Linked DNA regions of Homo sapiens: region 1 is linked to region 2. The links are chromatin loops, found by intact Hi-C in ENCODE. Cell type or tissue: K562. All regions are shown on one strand.

Region 1 (5,000 bases), 190 kb before region 2:
TTCTGCCTTATGACGTCTTGATTCTACATTTGCTCTTGGAGAACAATATTGTTTCCAAGCTTAAGGAAGCATTTAATTTTTGCCTCCTTTACAGTCTATAGAAAAAAGTAAAATGTGTACTGAGAAGATGTTTCAACACATGTTAACAGGTGTAGAAATCACAAGTAAGTGATGGGGAACATCACCACAAATGTGAAAGTACATTACACAATAATGCTATTACAAGTCATTTTATAATTGTTAGAATGTATGCTCCTCCATACTCTACAAGTTAAATTGCATTGGACCAGATCTTCTGCCTGTGAAACAGTCACTTTATTTTCTCTTTGGAGAACAACCTCAACAAGTCATCAGGACTGTGTAGAGAAGCTTAGCCATTTTATGCAAGTCACAGCTAATACAGGGTGAGGCCATGAAGAATGATGCTTGTTTTTTCACATGGCCAAAGAATCTATAATTTGGAAAGCTTAATATTTCACATAGTCTTCTTTCATCTTCCAAACTCAAGGTAATATCAGAAATGATATTTCCTCGCAAAAATCATAAGATGTGACTGCCTCCTCCTTTCCTCAAAGCCGTCAGACTGATCTGAGGTAAAACTGTTTTGGACTTAACCCAGCATTTGGTATATCATCTAATGTTCAACAGGAAGTAATCCACTGACCAACTAACCATCGGCTTCTTCTCAGGAACCAATAATTATTTCTATATTTTAAAAATAGCTAAGATACATTTATGCCTATGACACAACAATCCTGTTCCTTCTTACCACCAATTGCAGCTCCTCGTCTTTATCTGCTCATTATATTCAACTGTGTCTAAATTAGCAAACCTAGGCTACAATCCTTTCGTTCAACAGAACAGGTAACTTTAGCTCACACTGACAAATGCAGGCTTTGCTTGCTTAGAAATACTTTTTTCTAAGGTAGTTTCTAAGAAAAGAAGAGAAGAGGAAATACTGGAAGCTCAAAATTAGGTCTGGCCCACCAGGCATTCACCTATTTTAAAATATTATACTATAATTTTGTTGTGGTTAGGAAAGAACCAAGGGCCTTTGTATAGGAGAGAGAAGTGTGGATTCAATGAGGTCATCTTGACAGGATGTGTCCCCAGTTCCCTTTAGTGACTCATTGTAAATTAATTTTCCATCAGTATATTTAAACTGTACTTTGACTTCATTTTGTTCTCACTTTGTGCAGTATGTTAGGATGTTTATTGCTACATAAACTTTGTGGTTATTGTGGTTCTCAAGTTATCTCTTTAAAATCCCACGAGTCCTGGAACTCACTAAGCAAGACTGTCACCATTCTTTAAGAAGCAGAAGATGATAGTTGAAAAATAAAAACAAGAATGTAGGTTAAAAAAGCAGAGGAGAGAGTAAAATGAGAAAATAAAAGAAAACATTTCTTTTTTCCTTTGTCATTCTATTCTCTGTCTTTGAGTGCTTATCTTCTACTGTCTTCAGTTTATACAATTAGGTTGTCTTCTGTTTTTTCTGCGTTATTGTCTATTTCGTTTTGAAGCCAGGGGTCATTGATGAGTAATGCATCATTGGCACCTTGTGCCGTCAGGTAGAACAGAAAATAGGAGCCGTGTTTCTCCATTCATCTTTGGGCTTTTACACTGCATAGGATGCTGGCCTCAGAAATAACAACCACTGGTGCCTCACCATTATTAAAACAGTATATATTTGTATAAGCTTATTGTTTTCCAGAAGCTTTCATTGTAAGTTCCACCCTTGGTAGTGTCTCTCCACTTGCCTTTGTTCTGTTCTTTACACTGGAGGAATTCACTCTTTTCACATCACAAGTTTTCCAGTATTTGAAAAACTTATCAAGTCTTCCATAGGCCCTTTACCCTCAAGCTAAGACTCTCATTTGGCATGCATTTAAACTCTTCATTACACAGGTCATTTTTTTCTAGTTGGTCAAAATCCTTAAAATGTAGCACAGAGAACTGCAAAGACTCCTCTTGACTCTTACCTCCCTTGATCCAGAAAAGGTACTTAAAAAAATCATAAGTTAATATTCCGTGTCTTTTCACACTTTTAACATATATTGAACCTGAGGCCAACTAAAATTTCCATATCTTTTTTATAAGCCAGGTTGCTACCATATTTTGCATATTTTTGTTTTCACCTTACATGAAGGACTTTATTTTTTTTTAACTTTCAACTTGTTTGTTTTAACCCCCAACTCCTGGTTGTTAAAAACAATTTTGAATCTTGAGTTTGTCAGTTTATTGAGCTACACCCTTAATTTTGATAACAACATTTTCCAATGACCTTGAAGATGAGAACATTGCAGCTATAGAATGTGGTCCTTTGTAGCTGTTCAATACAATTAAATTGAACATTAACAGGTTGGAGCTCTCTGTGAAGCCATGATAGAGAATTATCCATGAAAGAGCATCTTATTACTACAACTACTATTATTATCTCTTCAGCTTCATGTTTCACCACTCCTACCCTCCTTTCCCTTCAGTTTTCTGGGTTCCAGCCACCATGGCTTCCCTCACTTCTTCAAACATGCCAGGCTCCCTCCTGTCCAGTCCCCTACGCAGTCTTCTCCCCTTCATCTCCCTATTTCCTCTGTTTGCCTAGAGAACTTAGACCCTGCCTTCAGCCTCAGCACTCTCTGATCCCCAAGATTAGGACCGTTCCATCTTGCCTCTACTTTTGTGATTATTTTATTAATATTTGCCTCCCCTGATAGTGGAAGTAGTAGTTTATTTTGCTTACTACTGTACCTTTTGTGCCTGACGCAGTGTTTGACACAGAACAATGCACCATTACTATTTTAAATGCTTTGGCTCATAAACTTCTGTCATGTCATGTCACATCATGCCAGTAGGTGACACCAAAATGCATATTATCTGTGACGAAGCCCCTGAACTACAGCTGTGTTTTCATCTCAGCATAGTCTGAAGCCCAAGAGCAGTTCAGAAAGTCTGTTTCTCAGTTTTTTAGGAGTGGAAAAAGTTTGGGAATTCAATATATGCTTATATTTATATTCAAATAAATATTACCTAGCTGTGAGTAATCTTCCAAGTGCATTATTAATAATTTAAAAATTTGATATTCACAAATTAAAATATTACCCTTCTAAAATTTGAGGGTCCTAATTTAATATTCTGCTAAGAAATCCCACTGTCAAGCAATGCTTAGCAAGAACTTTTAACGCACACTTAGATTGTTGGGATTGCCCGAATTTTCAGAGAAGATTCTCTAACCTTGTTATAATTTTAGGATTGTTTTAAGCTAGCTATGGTTTTCAGTTGCTCCTATTTTTGCATTATTTAATTTATGTATAGAATTATTCCTAGGTTACACTTTTCCTGATGGCTTTGTTCCTGCGTAATTGCTGAAATGCTGCTATTATAATTATTCCTCCCTAATTGTTCCCATCACAAAGCTTTCTTCAATGCTAGAATCAGTGAAGTAGACCATATTTTCTTTTGTTTTCCTTTCGGCTCAGTGAATCCTGATCAGAGAAAGTTTGAGAAATGCTGCTTTTGAGCAGTGTTTAGAGAGAAGTGCAAATGTCTGTGTAGGGAGCTGGGGGTTGGGGGTTCTGTAGGAGAGAAGTTTTGGGAACCTAGGTAGAAATTGAAAGTAGGAAAGACCTTGAATTTCTAAAGTTTAATCTTAGTTGTTCAAAATTTGCATTTTATTCTAGAATCAACCAAACACCTGTTATGTTCCCATTTTTTTTTTTTAAGACAGGTTTATTTTCCATTGTGTATCACTGGGTAAAGTAGATGGTTCCTAGCGTGGGCCATTTCATCCTGTAGCTTATTCCCCGGGCTGAGCACTTCCAAGTATCTCTGTTTCCTTCTATATTGCACAAGTATGAAGATGAAACTGTCAGTGGATAAGCATGATTATGTGAAAAACTTTATCTAAAGCACACTGTTAGCCTTTCTTTTATTTTTCAATAAAATGATTGTTATATTTCAAAAGTTCTGAAGTTTAGAATTTTAAAAATATAAGACTACTTATAAGACTCCAATCATAATTTGTCATAGAATTTACCAGAAAAGTTTCTCTATCTATTCTATCTTCCTTTCTTCGATGACTTTATTTTGATGACTCTGATATATGAATGTAACAGTTTCTGATTAGTATGATAACTTCTGGAAGAAAGGAAAACCTGAACAAATTCAATTTATGGATAATTGCCAAGTCTTGTTTACTATATTTCTAACTCTTCTTTGAACAAACATTTTACAAGGCTTTAAGGGCATTTGGCAACTGTCATTCATTTATTATCTCCTTTATTCAGTCATCCTGTTTTCACTCAGATTTTTTACACACTAATCATACACAAGACAATGCTGTACATGCTGTGAATAATAAATATATGGATGACACAATCCCTGTATACTGTGAGCTTATAATACAATATTAATAAATGCAGGTCCTTGTTATGTTACTTTAATTCTTCCACTTATATTTTTCTCTTCCTTCCTAAGCTTGTTTGTTTGAAACTTTGACAAGCAGCTAACTTCTACCAATAAAGTTTAGAGAAGGTAATGCAGTCATGATTTGGGATTGAGGGTTTTGGGACAGAAACAACAGTGAACTTTTTTCTCCATGAAATAGGAAAATATATTAAAAATAGAAAACATCATCTGGCTGAATAAAGATAAACAGAATAGTAATGACTAACATTTCTAATCATCTTGCATATATTAGCTTGTTTGCTTCGTAGTAATAATTCATAATGGGTACTATTGTTTCTAATAATTTGTAAATGAGGAAACAGGCATGTGTGATAAAGATTGAAAATAAATGCCATGAACTGAGAAAAAAAAATGTCAGATTATCATGATTGTTCTTTTCTTGGAGTCACTGTTGAAAATGTCTTGATAGTAGGCCTGCAAGTCCTATTGGGTCTTTGGTAACTGCATCATTTAGAAGAAGTACAGTATAAGGGAATTTGAATTACCGTAAATAATATTACAGAATTCATGAATTTACTTTCATGTTAGTCCTATTA
Region 2 (5,000 bases):
TTGGGACAAAAGCTTGACATCTATAGAGATTCTACATATGCATTCCTTGTGGTTCATGCTCATGCTACAATCTGGAAAGGAGACTACTGACTAGCCAACACTCCCCTATAAAACATGGGCCTGAAATTTTCAGCTATTGGAAGCAATACACCTGCCAAAGGCCGTAGCTATAATCCATTGTAGGGAGCATCAAAGGGGCTTAACCCCTATAGCACAAGGGAACAGAAAGGCTGATAGAGAAGCCAAAGCTGCAGCCCTCAGTGTGCAATCCCAACAGACCCTAGTACAGATTCCTTTCTATGACTGATTCCTCAGTGGAACCTAAATATACACTATAGGAAGAACAGTTAATAAAGGGGAAAGGAGGAAAAAACAAGGATCCTGGTGGTATATGGGAAGGAAAATATATCTCCCTCAAACAACCCCAATGGAGGATTATAAAACCTCTGCCTGACTCTTTCTATATCATGAGAGATGCCACCCTGACCGTGCTCTTCATTGGGCCTAACTTAGCTTTGGTGGTTAAGCAGGTCTTTCAAGCCTGCTCACTGTATGCACTTAACAAACCAGGAAACAAAATGCCTCCTCTAATAGAACCAGTCCAGAGGAGAGCAACTTACTCAGGGAAAGACTGGCAATTAGACTTCACCCATATGCCAGCTTGCAGAGGATTCAAGTTTTTGTTAGTGTTAATAGATATATATATACCTTTACTGGCTTGGTCAAAGCTTACCCTACTAGAACAGAGAAGGCTAATGAAGTTATAAAGTTTCTCTTAAAAGAAATAATCCCCTGGTTTGGGTTACCTCAGAGTCTCCAAAGTGACAAAGGTCTATCCTTTATCTCCCAAATAACTCAAGGGGTTGCTAAAAGCTCTTGGAATCAAATACTGTTTACATTCAGCATGGTGGCCTCAATCCTCTGGGAAAGTAGAAAGTGCTAACCAAACTCTAAAATGAGCGTTGGTTAAGCTATATAAGGAAACATCAGAAACTTGGATCAGCTTACTGCCCATAGCTCTTTTAAGGATTCGTAATACCACTAGAGAAAAAATTAATATAAGCCCATATAAAATGTTATACAGAAACCATTCTTAAGTAATGATCTAATTACTGAAATTAATTAATTAACCTGTCCAGAAACAGCCAGTTTAGTCAAATACCTAGTTAACCTAGGACAATTTCAGCAGGCTTTACAAAAGTTTGCAACTCAAAGGCTTCCCATACCAGCAACTAACCAACAATCCAAAATCAGGCCAGGAGATAAAGTACTTGCTAAAACATGGAAGGAGGGATCATCTGTTCAATAACTGCAACCCAAATGGAAGGGACTGTTTTCAGTGGTACTGGCCACACCTCCTGTGGTCAAGGTACTAGGATTAGATAGTTGGATACATCTATCAAGAATTAAGTCTGTGATACCTGAAGCCCTGGTATCACTTGGGTTCCCTGGACCTGGAACCTCAAGTTCCCATCAGCCACTACACCTGTGATCCTGTGGACGACCTGAAGTACCTGTTTAGAAGACAGACAAAATATAATATCTACAAACTTTCCTTGGTGTTTTTGTTATATAGTTACTGTAGGATGGATAATGGTCACCATGTTTGTATCTATCTCTTTATATCTATCTATCTATCTATCTATCTATCTATCTATCTATCTATCTGTCATCTATCTATCTACATACATAGATATATTTTGCAGTTTAATTGCCTTTTTTCAAATGGTTGGAATCATTTCTGTTGTAGTAATTAAGCAGAATGTTTTAATTCATTTCTGACAGCATAGGTATTCAACCTTTGAAGTTCCCATTAAATCTTTTAACCAAATTCATTTCCTCTTGCCTAAAGACCATCAAGCTTCAGATGACCAGGCAACAAAGCTTCCAGCAAGTACCAAATGAAGATAATACCCCTCGCCATCAAGAAACTATCCTGTTTCTACTAGACAGAGCATGGAAAGAGTCCCATGATCCCCACTAGGTAGGGACTCCACCCCAACTCAGCATGAAGTAGTTACACAAGAAAGACCATCAGTCCCTCCTCCTCTCATAAAGATTTATGGGGATCACATCTCTCAGTGGGGGAAATAAGGCAGGAGAATAGGGTCTGGAGGCAGGGAACCAAAGGCTGACTCGTGCTGACTGGATATCAGAGGCTACCCCCCTTTAAACAAACCCCTCCTTTTGCTATGTGGCAGTTGCTGCCTGGCCGTTAGAAAACGAAAGTACCTCTGATTGGTCCCTTTCCACAACCAATTAGACTGGACACAGGCCTACTCTTCAACCGATCAGACTGGTCACAGGCCACTAGAGTGAACCAATGGGAAACCTCTAGAGGGTATATAAGCCCCAGAAAATTGTGTAACCAGCACCCCTGAGCGTATTGGTCAAGCCCACTCACACCCTGTGGAGTGTACTCCTATTTAAAATAAATCTCTGCTTTGGCTTCCGTGCTTGTGCATGTCCAATTCTTTGTTCAAAATGCAAAGAACCTGGACAACTACCCTCAAATGGTAACACTGTTAACCACATTTATAGAAAACTGAATCTTCTAGGTAGTTCATTTATTCCTCAGATATGTTTTGAGAACTAGGCACTATTCTAGGCACTGGGGATAAAACTTTGAATAAGTTGTAATGCACCTGTTTAAGGACCTATATCCTATGAAGGGGGAAGAGATGAGCAATACACAAAATAATTTTAGATGGAAAGGAAATAAAATACGTGACATAGAGAACTTGGAATGTTGGAGGGAGATGGTGCAAAGAAGTATGAGACAGCCCCTACACTTAAGTAATTCACAGTTTCTCTCAGAATTTTAGGACATTGTAGAAGCATTCATTGCACTAGTCATTTCTCAAACATCCCTCTACTGCTAGATAAAAGCTTTTTTTTTAAGCTTTTTAACGAGTCAGCTGATCAGACTCACCTGATAACTGTTTTAAAATGTACATTCCATTCCCCTTTCTTGGTTCAGTAGGTTTATGGGGTGGGGTCCAAGCCTGTGATTTTTTTTTTAAATAACTCTCAAGAAAATTCTGATGTGCACCCTTAAGAATTGCTCCACTTAGGGATACATGGGTGAAAAAAAATCCAAGATTCCTGCATTCGGTGAGATTATAAACTGGTGGGGCTGTATATTCACGTATGTGGAAGTTTTGTTGGAAACGTGAAGAATAGATAAGTTAATTTCAACAGGAAGCTTACATGGGCTGAGGTGAATGTGATCTAAATGTGATGAAGATTTTTTTTATATCTAAAAAACTCATGTTAGAAAATTATTCAATTACTATTCCTTTAAATAGGAAACTGGTATACTAAAAATATGTTTGAATATATGAAAAAGAAAAAAATACTTTGCACATAATTCTTAAAGAACCAATTAATCACATATATGCAATATCTGCATTAAATTATTATGAATCTTCACTAATTCAATTGTGAATCTAAGATCAGAAAACAAAGTTTGCAACTATCATACACTGATTAAGGAAGCTTTCAAATTTTAGTATGCTATTAAGCCTTTATGAATTTATAAGTTCAGGATAAGATTTGGCATTTTATTATTTCAGAAAAATCATGTATTAAAGTCAGGTGATCAAAATAGTCAGAGTCCAATAGAGTTTTATGAACTCCAATTATAGTCACTAAATATTTATGTCTCTTGTGTTATTTCTATTATTATTTTATTTTTCAGACAGAGTCTTGCTCTGTTGCCCAGGCTGGAATGCAGTGGCACAATCTTGGCTCACTGCAACCTCCACTGCCTGGCCTTAGCCTCTGCAGTAGCTGGGGTTGCAGGCATGCACCACCATGCCTGGCTAATTTTTGTGTTTTTAGTAGAGATGGGGTTTCACCATGTCGGCCAGGCTGGTCTCAAACTCCTGGCCTCAAGTCATCCACCCTCCTCGGCCTCCCAAAGTGCTGGGATTACAGGTGTGAGCCACCATGCCCAGACACTTTTTGTTATTTCTAAAAAAAAACATTTTGAATGTGCTTAAAATGCATTTCTACACTTTCCTTGTTTTCTTACATTTTATTTTACATTTTATCACTCCAGTTATTGTACATTGAAAGATTGTGTGATAGCCTTTATTTTTATTTTTATTTTTTTTGAGATGGAGTCTTGCTTTGTCTCCTAGGCTGGAGTGCAGTGGTGCCATCTCGGCTCACTGCAACATCCTCCTCCCAGGTTCAGGTGATTCTCCTGCCTCAGCCTCCTGAGTATCCTCTGGGATCACAAGCGCACGCCACCATGCCTGGCTAATTTTTGTATTTTCAGTAGAGACAGGGTTTCACCATGTTGTCCAGGCTGGTCTCGAGCTCCTGAGCTCATGATCCACCTGCCTCGGCCTCCCAAAATGCTGGGATTACATGCGTGAGCCACCGCACCCGGCCGTTACTTTTCAGAGTTGCCAAACTTCTCTGTTGGCCTTCTTGTTATTCAAAACTTGAAAACAGATACGTACCTCTAAGAACTATAGGGTAGTATTATTAATGGTCAGTATTTCATGCATTTCTGTTATGAGTTTAAATAATATCTTTAAAGGTTTATGCATTTTTAGCAAAACTAATTATATACAGGTCTTGCTGTATTTTCTCATGAACACAACAGGTTTTTGTCTCAGTTAATGAGAATAGCAGTTTTGTAATATCATAAGTGAAGCAATTACTAACTTATCACTAACTTGTGGTATAGACCACTCCTGTACAGTCTGTTCTAAGCAGGGACAGATTAAACCACAAAGGAACTGGCCTTTGTGTTTCACACGTCAAAAAGCTTCCTGAACATGTGTGCTAAAATTACATGGCCAGAATAGGAAAAAGTATTTGTTAGTTAATGTGAAAAAGTACAGACACACGTAGAATTTGTAGAAAAGAGGAATTGTAAATCCAGTTATAAATTTTATGAATGTCAAATGTGTCAAGTATTTTTCCTGAAATCGATAGTTTTGTTCTTATTTGGAGTTTCAGATGATTTTGCCATTTATAGTAGG

Evidence for each region. Peaks named below come from ENCODE experiments on the same cell type or tissue, not always from the same donor. Only the 100,000 strongest peaks of a DNase experiment are listed, where the experiment ranks them.
Region 1: it touches region 2 in a loop (4-fold over the local background); 5 of 110 quality-filtered maps call a loop at or near these places.

The regions. Positions count from the first base shown.
Region 1 is chr4:74,621,089-74,626,088 of GRCh38, reverse strand. No RefSeq gene overlaps it. Among named protein-coding and RNA genes, the nearest start is that of BTC, 170 kb to the left of the region's middle. RefSeq lists a silencer at 2,680-2,974. In K562, a CTCF peak has its summit at 2,858 (motif pointing right); a DNase peak (open chromatin) is centred at 2,878.
Region 2 is chr4:74,431,037-74,436,036 of GRCh38, reverse strand. No RefSeq gene overlaps it. Among named protein-coding and RNA genes, the nearest start is that of AREG, 12 kb to the left of the region's middle. In K562, no CTCF peak of the experiment used is centred here; a DNase peak (open chromatin) is centred at 2,216.